Linked DNA regions of Homo sapiens: region 1 is linked to region 2. The links are chromatin contacts, found by Hi-C or POLR2A ChIA-PET in ENCODE. All regions are on one chromosome and are shown on one strand. Each heading gives the region's core, a stretch centred on a gene start or an enhancer-like site at or near the end of the contact. The rest is flanking DNA. Distances are from core to core; before and after follow the strand shown. Region 1 overlaps USP45 (ubiquitin specific peptidase 45). Region 2 holds the start of COQ3 (coenzyme Q3, methyltransferase).

Region 1 (6,185 bases), core at 2,625-5,124, 91 kb before region 2:
AGAATCATGAAACTTTGTGAAGAAAAATGTGAAACAGATGAAATACAGAAGGGAGGAAAATGCAGAAATTTATCTGTAAGAGGAATTACAAATTTAGGAAATACTTGCTTTTTTAATGCAGTCATGCAGGTAAGAGTCATCAGAAAGCTTTGTAATATGTAAAAGATTCTCTTAATTTATGTAGTCATTGGCTCACCTGTAGACTGTCAAATGACTGCTAAATGTTCCTCTAGAAATTTCTCTGTTTTCCTTTTGTTTACGCTATCTTGGGCCATCACCATATGTATACATGTACCTTATTTTCACACAGGGCTTCTGAAAGGTCTTCTGTGTATTTTACCATGGCTCTATCGGTAATAGTGACCTTTACTAAATGTAAAATGTACTCAACTAAATCTTAATATTTTTTGAAATAGACACTTTTGCTATGCTAGATGAAATTTGAGAGTGTATTCCATAAAATCAGAGGCATATTTTAACTGAATCTGAAGACTTTAATTTTGTTTTCTTTTAGAACTTGGCACAGACTTATACTCTTACTGATCTGATGAATGAGATCAAAGAAAGTAGTACAAAACTCAAGATTTTTCCTTCCTCAGACTCTCAGCTGGTGAGTAATAACTGTTTGAATAATAGCTGCTTTCAGATGAGCCACTGATGTTACCAAAATCTCTTTTCCTAATTCGCAGATCAGTCAACTAAGATAGTAGCCAGGGGGCTTAAAAATAATTTAAAAGCATTCTGTGAAAATAATCAGATTTAAAATTTCTAAAATCATAACTTTAAGGTATGTTATGGTTCCAATATGCCATGGATCAAATAATAAAAAGATATCAAGGCAGCTTTAAAATAAACATACTGGAAGAAACAAAAGAGGTGTGACTTCTATTGAGCAAAATGCCTATAACCCCTATTTTGTAGTTTCTGGTGACATTTGTTTAAATTTAGCATTTTTGTTCTTTAAAGAAAGATGAAATTTTAATAGTGAGCATCTAAAGGTTTTTTTTTTGAGACGGGGTCTCGCTCTGTCGCTGGAGTGCAGGCTGGAGTGCAGTGGCGCGATCTCAGCTCACTGCAAGCTCCGCCTCCCGGGTTTATGCCATTCTCCTACCTCAGCCTCCTGAGTAGCTGGGACTATAGGCGCCCGGCTAACTTTTTTTTTTTTTTTTTTTTTTTGTATTTTTAGTAGAGACGGGGTTTCACCATGTTAGCCAGGATGGTCTTGATCTCCTGACCTCGTGATCCACCCGCCTCGGCCTCCCAAAGTGCTGGGATTACAGGCGTGAGCCACCACGCCCGGCCACATCTAAAGGTTTTTTGAAGCCTAGCCTGATGATAGATTTTTAAGCTAGTGAGAAAGATGAAAAAAAGAGCAGCCCCTGATATTCAGAAGCTGGCCTGGCACCAACAGTTAGGCCATGTTATTCAGATAATCCCACAGAATAACAATCTGATAGTAGGTTTCTCTGAGACTACGATGAAATAAGACAAAGCAAGTCCACTTCATGATTTTGTCTAAAACAAGATCACTTTGCCATTTAGAAAATCTGAAACACCCTCCTTCAGCCAAAATGAGAAATGAAGGAATGCTACTTTACTAGTTAGAGATTTATCCTCATTTTAGTCTCCCCCACCAACTGCCACAATATGTAAGATTTATTGAGATGTCCCATGATAGAATTAGCCTCGCTTTCTGAGGGCATTCACTCTAGAGTAAACCTCTGCTTCCTGAAACCCACCTTCAGGTTATTCAACCAGAGCCTAAATCCTGGGTAGGTTCTTTACAGCACTCTCTTACTAGGACACCCTGTGGTTCCCCATGCTGCGTGATCTCCCTCACTGCCACAAGTAATAAACCCACCTAGTTCAACGATAGGTGTGTTTCTGATGGACTTTGGCTGGGAGGTGTTGATACTAGTAAGGATAATTTTAGTGAGAAATTGATCAGCCTGTGTGTGTGTGTTTGTGTGTGTGTGTAAGTGTGTAAGTCAGAGTATATGTATAGCTCATGATCTGACTTTTGAAAACAATTAAAGAGTTCTAAAAATGCTTAGCCCTCTAAACATGCTTAGTAATCTTAGATTGTTTTTCCCAGTAGGCACTTTTGAAAGACAGTATTGTTTTATATATATATCTTTGAAAGACAGTATTATTATATATATAACATACTGTTATATATATATAATAACCTCCTTTTTATATATATATTTACATGTAAATGTTTACCATATATATATGTATATATAGTCGAAAAGCAGCCTGTAAACATTTGTTCAGCCCCTTAAAAATTTAATGATAGATTCCAATGCCCTATTCTAAATAAAGTGTAGTGAGATCCTTAAAACTACTAAAGGGAAGTTATTGCCTAGTCATTTAAAAAGACCTGTTAAATGTGATTTCCTGTTAAATGCGATTGGATGTTGAGTTTAAATATTTGACATGCAGAGCTGTGTTTCAGGATTACTATATGGCAATTAGATACTGTAGTTAATAACTTTAGGTTTGTATCATTCTAACAGGGTAATTTTGAATCTTATATCTTAGGTTTTTAGGGCATAAAGTTGACCTGAGCTGTGGCACTGTTCTTTGAGTTGGTTACTGCCCTTTGAATCACCAGTTTATCTTTGTCTTTTGTCTATATACCGTTTATTTTTTTATTTTTATTTTTTTACCTTATTGTGCTGGCTCAGAGCTCCAGTAACATGTTGAATAGAGATGATGGGAGCAGTCAGCCTTGCCTTAATCCCAAAATTAGGGGAACAAACATTCAGCCTTCTCCCATTATTACATACGAAGGTACGATTTTCAGAGGTGTTCTTTGTAAGCTTGAGGACATTCCTTTCTATTGCTAGTTTTCTGAAAGTTTTATCGGAATGGATGTTGAATTTTGTCAAATGCTTTTCCCACATCTATTGAGATGATCATATGGTTTTTCTTCTTTATTCTGTTAATGTGGTGAATTACACTGATTCCTTTTTCAAGTGTTAAACCTATCCTGTATTCTTGTTACAAACCCCAGTTATGATATGCTTATATGCTGCTGGATTCAATTTAATATTTATGCGCATATCAACAGTGTGTGTGGAAAACTTTTTATTTAATGAAAATATTCTTTAAAATGTATATTATGAGTGTATAACTTGATGAATTTTCACAGCTAACACACTTGTGTAACTAACACCTTGCTCAAGTAACATTACCAGCATCTGGAAGGCCCCTTCAACTCCCCCCCACATTCACTACTTCCCTAACCCACATGAGTAACCACTAACCTGGTTTCTAACAGGATAGATTAGTTTTGCCTGTTTTAATACTGCATATAAATGGAATCTTACTATATACATTATTTTGCATTTGGCTTCTTTCTGTCAACATTATGTGTGAAATTCATCCTTCTTGCGTTTTCAGCAAACTTTTGTTTTCAAAGTTTAAGTGTATTTTTTATTTTTATTTTATTTATTTTTTGAGATGGAGTCTTGCTCTGTCACCCAGTCTGGAATGCAGTGGCACGATCTCGGCTCACTGCAACCTCTGCCTCGTAGGTTCAAGCAGTTCTCTTGCCTCAGCTTCCTGAATAGCTGGGACTGTAGATGCGTGCCACCACACCCAGCTAATTTTTTTTTTTTTTTTTTTTGTATTTTTAGTGGAGACAGGGTTTTGCCATGTTAGCCAGGCTGGTCTCAAACTCCTGACCTCAAGTGATCCACCTGCCTCGGCCTCCCAAAATGCTAGGATTACAGGCGTGAGCCACTGCGCCAGGTCTAAATGTACTTTTTAAAACTAAGGTTATTTCCTCATCTCATTCTGAAGGTTTTTTATTCTGTCTAAAAAATATTTTCATTGAGAAAAGGGAAGTGCAACTTGGTACTTGAAGTTTAAAATTACCTTAGATTTTACTTTTGACCCTTGAGGTAACTTTCAGTTAACATGGCAGAAAACACTTTAAAAAAAAATAGACTTTATTTTTTAGAGCAGTTTTAAGTTTACAGCAGAAGAGAAAACACTTTTTTTTTTTTTTTTGGAGACAGTCTCATTCTGTCACTCACACTGGGGTGCAGTGGTGCCATCATGGCTCATTGCAGCCTGGGCTTAAGGGATCCTCCCACTTCAGCCTCCTGAGTAGCTCGGACTGCAGGCACGTGCCACTACACTTGGCTAATTTTTAAATTTTTTTTGCAGAGACGGAGTCTCCCTATGTTGCCCAAGCGGGCCTTCCACTCTGGGCTCAAGTGATCCTTCCACCTTGGCCTCCCAAAGTGTGGAGGTTACAGATGTGAGTCATGGCATCCAGCCCAGAAAAGCACTTTTGACATTCAAAAGCTATGGAAGGCCGAGCACCATGGCTCATTCCTGTAATCCCCTAGCACTTTGGGAGGCCGGAGTGGGAGGATCACTTGAAGCCAGGAGTTTAAGACCAGCCTGGGCAACAAAGTGAGACCCCCCCTCTACCCCCGTCTCTACAAAAATTTTAAAAATCAACTGGATATGCTGGCATTCATCTGTAGTCCCAGCTGCTCAGGAGGTGGAAGCAGGAGGATCACTTGGGTCCAAGAGTTTGAAGTTACAGTGAGCTGACCGCACCACTGCACTCCAGCCTGGGTGACAGAGTGAGACTTCGTCTAAAAAAAAAAAAAGAAAAAACACAAAAGTCTGTCTTGAGTCCTCTGTAATTTTGACTGGGTGTGGTGGCTCATGCCTGCGATCCCAGCTACTTGGGAGGCTGAGGCGGGAGGATTGCTTGAGCCTTAGGAGTTCAAGACCAGCCTGGGCAACCCTGTCTCTTTAAAAAAAAAAAAAAAAAAAAACTATGGAAAATTATAGCCTGTCCTTTCTGTGATTATAGTGGATTTTTAAGGATAGTTGTTATAAAATACATATGTAACAGTTATTTCATGAATATAGGAATAGGACAATATATTCAATAGTTATCTTGGAAGATAACATTCTTTTTTTTTTTTTTTTTTTGAGACGGAGTCTCGCTCTGTCGCCCAGGCCGGACTGCGGACTGCAGTGGCGCAATCTCGGCTCACTGCAAGCTCCACTTCCCGGGTTCACGCCATTCTCCTGCCTCAGCCTCCCGAGTAGCTGGGACTACAGGCGCCCGCCACCGCGCCTGGCTAATTTTTTGTATTTTTAGTAGAGACAGGGTTTCACCTTGTTAGCCAGGATGGTCTCGATCTCCTGACCTCATGATCCACCCGCCTCGGCCTCCCAAAGTGCTGGGATTACAGGCGTGAGCCACCGCGCCCGGCCGGAAGATAACATTCTTTAATGTCCCAAGTTTATATTTGGGATCTGCTTTCTATTCCTTGTCCTTTAGGAGAAAGTGTTATTGGTGGGGATAGTACTTTAGAAACCAGATTTCGAGGGGAAAAAAATTCTAGAATTAAATGGGTTAATCCTTCACCCAATGTTAGCTGCTTTTGTCAAGCTTTATGTCTCTCCCCTTTAAAAGAGGGAGATGTTATGCTGATTTTGTTACATGATTCCACATTATTACTTTACTAGTAAAATATTTGGGGAAAAGAAAGGTGTATAATCCTACATTATACACAAATAATCATACATTATTTACTAGCAAATAATGTATGATTATTCGTGGAGTGGTACAAACATTAAGTAGATTAGTGATTTTATTTATAGGAGAGTGCATTAAAGGACAGTGACAAGCAACTAAAGATTGGTGATATCATTTGATCTAATAGTTTTATTAAGCAAAGGGCAGAGGATATGAAAATACCTGTGTTTTTCAAGGCAGGTATTCTGTTTTCCATTTTTATATATTTTATTTATGAAATAATAAAGTTTCTTAATACAATTGAGGCAATTTAGTTGGTGTTATTTAAGCAGAGTGTAACTCACAGATTTTTAATATGTTATTTTTAAATTGTACATTTCTGACATAGAGTTGATCATGTTTTTAAAGGACCCATTGGTGGTGGAACTTTCAAGGCCTGGACCACTGACCTCAGCCTTGTTCCTGTTTCTTCACAGCATGAAGGAGACTGAAAAAGGACCACTTTCTCCTAAAGTTCTTTTTAATCAGCTTTGTCAGAAGTGGGTGCATCTACATTTAATATAAATAATTATGAGTTACAAAATACTAATGTATTCATCATTTAACATGAATAGTCGTTTTTACTGTAACTTTGCTCTTATTGCCCTGACTATGAAGAGAACTAAAA
Region 2 (6,666 bases), core at 2,093-4,592:
GTCTATACCATCTAGGTTTATGTAAGTATACTCTGTGATGTTCACATCACAATGAAATCACCTAATGACACATTTCTCACATGTCCCCAAGTTAAGCAACTGCATAGTTGCTGTTTCTTGCTTTTTGAGATGGAGTCTTTCTCTGTTGCCCAGCCTGGAGTGTAGTGGCGCAGTCTCAGCTCACTGCAAACTCTGCCTCCTGGGTTCAAGTGATTCTCTTGCCTCAGCCTCCTGAGTAGCTGGGATTACAGCACCCACCACCACATCTGGCTAATTTTTGTGTTTTTAGTAGAAACGGTTTCACCATGTTGGCCAGCTGGTCTCGAACTCCTGACCTCAGGCGATCCACCCGCCTTGGCCCCCCAAAGTACTGGGATTACAGGCGTGAGCCACCGCTCCCAGCCGATTGCATAAATGGAAGTAGTAGTAGAGTCATTGGATTGAGCTGGCTCTGTTTCTTGATGTGTTTTAGGCAAATCACTAAATCACCATGGGCCTTAACTTCTTCAGCTGTGTAAGGGAGGAATTAGATGAATTTTTTTTTTTTTTTTTTTTGAGATGGAGTCTCGCTCTGTCACCAGGCTGGAGTGCAGTGGTATGATCTTGGCTCTGCAACCTCCGCCTCCCAGGTTCAGACAACTCTCCTGCCTCAGCCACCCAAGTAGCTGGGACTACAGGTGTGCGCCAACATGCCCAGCTAATTTTCGTATTTTTAATAGAGACAGGGTTTCATGTTGGCCAGGATGGTCTTGACCTCGTGATCCGCCTGCCTCGGCCTCCCAACATGCTGGGATTGCAAGTGTATGCCACCGCACCTGGCCAAATTAGATTAGTTCTAAACACATCTAGCTGTTAAGTTTTTCAGTTTTAAGTGGAATTTTGTTGTGTAAAATTTAAAAGAGAAAATGGGCTTTAGCTCTTCAAAAAGCACACATGGGTTATATTTATATCATAAAGGTTTATCAGATACCTATAGAGTTCCTTTAAAGATACCTTGGTTAAATCTGCCACATTCTGATTTTGGTAGAAGTTATGATAGAATTATTCTGAGTTACCAATTTATGTAAAATTTTTAAGTAAATGTGAAAACTTACCAGTTAAACTGAGTGGATGTAGTGGTATATCTCTTTTTTTTTTTTTTTTTTGAGACACAGTCTTGCTCTGTTGCCCAGGCTAGAGTGCAATGGCGTGATCTCAGCTTACTGCAACCTCCACCTCTCTTGTTCAAGCGATTCTCCTGCCTCAACCTCCCAAGTAGCTGGGATTACAGGATTCCATCACCACTCTCAGCTAGTTTTTGTACTTTTTGTAGTAGAGATGGGGTTTCACCATGTTGGCCAGGCTGGTCTTGAACTCCTGACCTCAGGTGATCCGCCCACCTCAGCCTCCCAAGGTGCTGGGATTACAGGTGTCAGCCTCCACGCCCAGCTGTATATCATTTCAAAGCTACAAGGGAGCACTTTACCCTTGGATGAAAAAAAAAATGTTTATAAAGTTGAATTACAAAACAGACATTAAGAGTTTTAGAGCAAAATAAATACGCAGACTTACGGGTGAGACCATAACAATAATAGTCTGGGGAAATATCTCCAACAATGGCCATATACTGCATTACAGCCATTACAACTTTCCAATACCACTTAGGCTTAAGGGTCATTGGGAAAGCCCTTTGTTGATGTTTGTAGCGAGAAATACTATGAGCTAGTTTTGCTTATTTGGGCCAGACCTGTTCTGGGTGTTCAAAAGACATACTTGTCAGCATAAAGCAAATCATTGATTCCCCTTCTTGTTAAAATGTAGTGGAAAGGCTCTGAAGCCCAGTGAAGTGTGGTACCTTCAAAGAAAGTACATATAAAGCTCCTAGAACTTTATTTAATTGTGCTTGCACTTTGCTTTTTCCTTGGATGTGTCACTCCAATAAATACAAGACGTGCTACATTTTCTTTTGTGCAGAGCTTTCTGCCTTCATGTGGAGAGAGGATCATGTATCTAAGGGTAGAGGAGCTCTGAAGAGGACATAGCAACTGAAAAGTGCGACCACCCTTAGGAGGAGGTCAATATTTTAGCTAAGAACCATGAATGAAAGACTATTGCTGTCTGGGTGAGGTGGCTCCCACCTGTAATCCCAGCACTTTGGGAGGCTGAGGCAGGCAGATCACCTGAGGTCAGGAGCTTGAGACCAGCCTGGCCAACATGGTGAAACCCTGACTGAAAATACAAAAATTAAGCCGGGAATGGCAGCATACACCTGTAATCCCAGCTACTTACGAGGCTGAGGCACGAAGAATCACCCGAGCCTGGGGGACGGAGGTTGCAATGAGCTGAGATCCTACCACTGCACTCCAGCCTGAGCAACCGAGTGAGGCTGTCTCAAAAAAAAAAGAAAAAAAAAGATTCCTGAGCGGTAAATTTCGCTAACTGAAAGAACCCTTTACCAATTTGACCCTACCTGTTGAAAATACAGAATAATTTTTTGTCTTCAATGTTGGAGATTCGTCATTGTTCTTACCCAAAGAAAGACTTTGTGCATTTAGACGTAAAATGTTACTGATCACTGTTCCTAGCTCTAAATGAAGTTTGCCTAGACTGAGCCACAGAAGCCTCCTACTACATGATGTATATACCCTGTACAAGATAATAGTCATTTGCAGAAAATAAGTTTTACATTTGGCCTTCTGGCCATCTGATATTTGAGTGCCTTGAAAGGGGAAACAATTCTTCCCTTGAGGAAGAAGTGCTCCCATACTCTTGCATTCTTAGCAGTAGGGTCAATGTCTTACAGGAATATAAAAGTCCTTGAAGAGACATCTGTTAAGTGTGAAATAGAGCTACATGGCAATAAAAGAAGACACAGCACGAAGTAATGGCCTGATTGAGGTCAACTTCGAACATGAGGTTTGAGGTGTCCTATAGCAATAAAGTATCTTCAAAGTTGTTTATGATAGTAAAAACATCTTGCAGTTTAATTCCATGTGCAATTTGCTAAATGAGCGTGAAAGTATAGCCATACATACATAACACTCAACAATACAATCATGAAAGTCGGCTGCAGGCCGGGCGCGGTGGCTCACGCCTGTAATCCCAGCCCTTTGGGAGGCCAAGGCGGGCGGATAACCTGAGGTCAGGAGTTCGAGACCAGCCAACATGGAGAATCGCTTGAACCCGGGCGGCGGAGATTGCAGTGATCCCAGAATCCGAGATGGGGACTGTACTCCAGCCTGGGCAACAGAACAGACTCTGCTAAAAAAAAAAAAAAAAAAAAAAGTCGGCTGCAGACGGCGAAAGTGATCTCGGAACCTTTATGTTGGGGATCTTTTTTCGGGAGGGACCGGAAAAGAGGTGGGATCGTTTGTCGCGATGTGGAGTGGCCGTAAGCTGGGCTCCTCCGGGGGTTGGTTTTTAAGAGTGCTGGGGCCTGGAGGCTGTAATACAAAAGCTGCGCGTCCCTTAATTTCCTCGGCGGGTGAGTGTGTGTGCGGAGGTCCTTCGCATGCAGTCAATTGCGAGCGCTGGCGTCTCTGCGCATGCGCCGGGGGTGGGGCGGTGGGTTGTCTCTGGACCTCGCGAGGGGTCAGCGCGAAACCTAAGGCTTGGTCCTGGCCCCATCTCTCTCCATTGTAAACCTCGCATAGTCCCGTTGGCGGACGCCGGGGAAAAGAGCTCAGGACCAGTGGTCCTGTCTGGAAAAGCGCAGGCCGCGGGTCTCTTGTGGCTGAGCTCCTTGCCCCAGGAGCCGGCGACCCGCTCTGCGTGTGCTGCAGTCTGAAGGTCATGCATCTTTCCTTTGCCGGGGCAGGAATAACTCACGCCTCGTAGTTATGCATAGCTTTGTATCTGTGTTTTGTTTGCACAAAGCTTGCTGTTTTTTTCAGAAAGAATTTAAGGCAGCTGTATTACTTTTTGATTAATAGGTTAATCCAACAGACTGCATTTGCAAATGAGATCAAGAAAATAATGCACTGCTCAGTGCTTGTAGACAGCAGTCTGATTTTCGAACTCTCAGTATTAAGTAGAAACTTAAGCTCATCTTTCACATGGAACTCTTAACAAATACTGTATGCCAGACACTGGTATGAGCACTGGGAATTTAAAAATGAATGACACCGCAAGGATCTCTTTAAAAATGTTAGGATAAACCTAAGATCAGGATATAATGAACAAAAAAATGGGGAATCTAACCGCCCATTAATAAAGGTTATTAGTTGGTACTATCATACAGTGAAAAATAGTACAGCCAATAAAAATGATTTAAATCTATTTGTACCCACATGGAAAAGTAGTAAGATATAGTGTTAAGAAAGTAAAGTTTCATTGTTTCCTGGAAGGAGCCAAAAAAAAAAAAAAGTTACAAATCAGTATGTATAGTGAACTTGGAGTTACAGGTGGAGATATATAGAGAAATTTTGCAGTGATTGCCTGTGGTAGAGTAGGTGATTTTCTATCATTTTATCCTTTATATACTTTTCTTTTTCTGAACTTTTTTTAGTAAACATGTGTCTTTTATAATCAAAAATTTAGAAAAGATATAATAAACCTAGTTCCAATTTTTGAGGGGTGAACATAGAAGGAGCATTTAATCCATATTTGGGATCAAGGAAACTTCTTGAATGGGATATTTAGAGAAATCTTGAAGGAGGTGGCCAGTTTTAGAAGCAGTTGGTCGAGACAGGCAGCTCACTTGAGGTCAAGTGTTCGAGACCAGCCTGGCCAACATGGTGAAACCCTATCTACTAAAAATACAAAATTAGCTGGGCGTGGCGGCAGGCGCCTGTAATCCCAGCTACTCGGGAGGCTGAGGCAGGAGAATCGCTTGAACCTGGGAGGCAGAGGTTGCAGTAAGCCAAGATCACACCATTGCACTCCAGCCTGAGCAACAGAGTGAGACTCTGTCTCAAAAAAAAAAAAAAGCAGTTGGAGAGGGGAAAGGACCAGCTCGAGAATCTGTGAGAAAGTTTGTGAGAAACTGCAAGGTTCCTTGAAAAGTAAAGTGTGTAGGTGGAGGGCAGAAGGTAAAGGCAGGGGGTGGCAAGGGATGAGGAAGAGGCCTTTTTGGCCATGACACATTCATGAAAGGCCATTTACACCTCCTGAGGTAGACTATCCCGCGGACAGTGGAAATCACTGAAGAAGCAACATGAACAGATTTATGTTTAAGAAATAACACTTGGCAGCTGTCTACATAGAATGTGGGATGGAGTCAGGCAAGTCTAGGCCCAGGAAGACCTTAGAGCAATCCAGACAGTAAATTATCATTGCTGGAAATAAAGTATTGGTAGGGTAAAAGTCTGTCACCTGTTTTATTCACCATCAGCATGGTGCCTGGTAGGTGCTGAATAAATGACTTTTCAATAAATAAAATGAAAAAAACCTTTTCCCATTCCTTTAAAATTTCAAATACCAGGATGATCACAGATTCAAGGTAGAGAAGGAATTGGTAGCATTCTGTTTAAATACAAACTCAATTACTCTCTTTCCGTTGTGGTAAGGTGGTAGAGTGGTTTTTATTTTTACTTTTTAGATTAATTAATTTTTTTTTTTGAGAAAAGGTCTTGCTCTGTATCCCAGGTTAGAGTGCAGTGGCATGACCACAGTTCACGGCAGCCTTGGCCTCCCTGGCTCAATTGGTCCTCCCACCTCAGCCTCCCAAGTAGCTGGGACTACAGGCAGGCACCACAATGCATGGCTAATTTTTATATTTTTAGTAGAGAAGGGGTTTCACCACATTGTCCAGGCTGGTCTTGAACTCCTGGGCTCAAGCAGGCCGCCCACCTTGGTCTCCCAAAGTGATGGGATTACAGGCATTGAGCCACTGCGTCTGGCCTAAGATGATTTTTAAACCTCTTGAGAATTGTAGCAATACTGATGACTTAGGGATTCATTTTCCAGAAATAGAGGAGGTAAGAGAGAGATCAAGGGTTGTCTGTCCGTAAAAGCAGATATTGTTAAAATTTCTAAGGCTTAGTTTCATAATAGTAATACCTTATATGTCGTTATCGATGTATCATGGTTTACATAGTTAAACTTTATTCTTTAATAATATCTCATGTATCTACCTAAAGTCATACAGGAGGTGATATTTGAACTGGGTCTTAAAAGGTAGTCCAGATAGAGTTGGTGGAAAGGGAAATAAAATGAACAAAAGCCTGGCCGAGCACCTTTAATCCCGGCACTTTGGGAGGTCGAGGCAGGTGGATCGCTTGAGCTCAGGAGTTTGAAACCAGCCTGGGCAACATAGCAAAACCCTGTCTCTACAAAAAAAAAAATACAAAATTTAGCCAGGCATGGTGGTGTGCTTCTGTGGACCTCGCTACTGGATAGGCTAAGGTAGGAGGATTACTTGAGCCCAGGAGGTAGAGGCTACAGTGAGCCGTGAACCCACCACTGCACTCCAGCCTGGGCAACACAACGAGACCCTGTCTCATAAATAAATAAATAAATAAATAAATAAATAAATAAATAAAATGAGCAAAAGCCTAGACACATGAACTTTATTAAAAAAGAACATTGTAATGGGTTTGGGATGGACTGTGAAGGGCTGATTAAAAAATAAAACCAAATAAACATAAGCTCAGGAGAAAAGTATGCAGAGACTACAAAAAGACAAGATGTGAAATATAAATGACCACTAAACATAAGAAAGGATGCTTAACCTCATTCATGATAAAT

What was found. Hi-C counts contacts between places; a loop is a spot of excess contacts on that map. ChIA-PET counts read pairs that join two places held with the same protein, here RNA polymerase II (POLR2A). Pooled maps may share reads with other maps.
Region 1: a loop to region 2 is called in a pooled map, with 2.8 times the contacts of the local background. The contact joins the enhancer-like site here to the promoter of COQ3 in region 2. A Hi-C loop is called at or near these places in 2 of 50 pooled maps. POLR2A ChIA-PET finds 5 or more read pairs at or near these places in 6 of 52 experiments (AG04450, H1, OCI-LY7 and 2 more).

What each region holds. Positions count from the first base shown.
Region 1 is chr6:99,482,625-99,488,809 of GRCh38, reverse strand. USP45 (ubiquitin specific peptidase 45) reads left to right here. Exons shown (of 18, transcript NM_001346022.3): 6 at 1-129; 7 at 515-610; 8 at 5,927-6,057. Among named protein-coding and RNA genes, the nearest start is that of USP45, 30 kb to the left of the region's middle. RefSeq lists a silencer at 3,486-3,625. Within about 2 kb of position 3,874, at least 3 of the 41 ENCODE cell types and tissues checked have a DNase peak (open chromatin) inside an H3K27ac peak, as active enhancers do; they include OCI-LY7, where a contact is called at or near this core.
Region 2 is chr6:99,390,871-99,397,536 of GRCh38, reverse strand. It overlaps COQ3 (coenzyme Q3, methyltransferase), which reads left to right and starts at 3,342. Exons shown (of 7, transcript NM_017421.4): 1 at 3,342-3,463. The coding sequence starts at 3,358. RefSeq lists an enhancer at 3,447-4,086.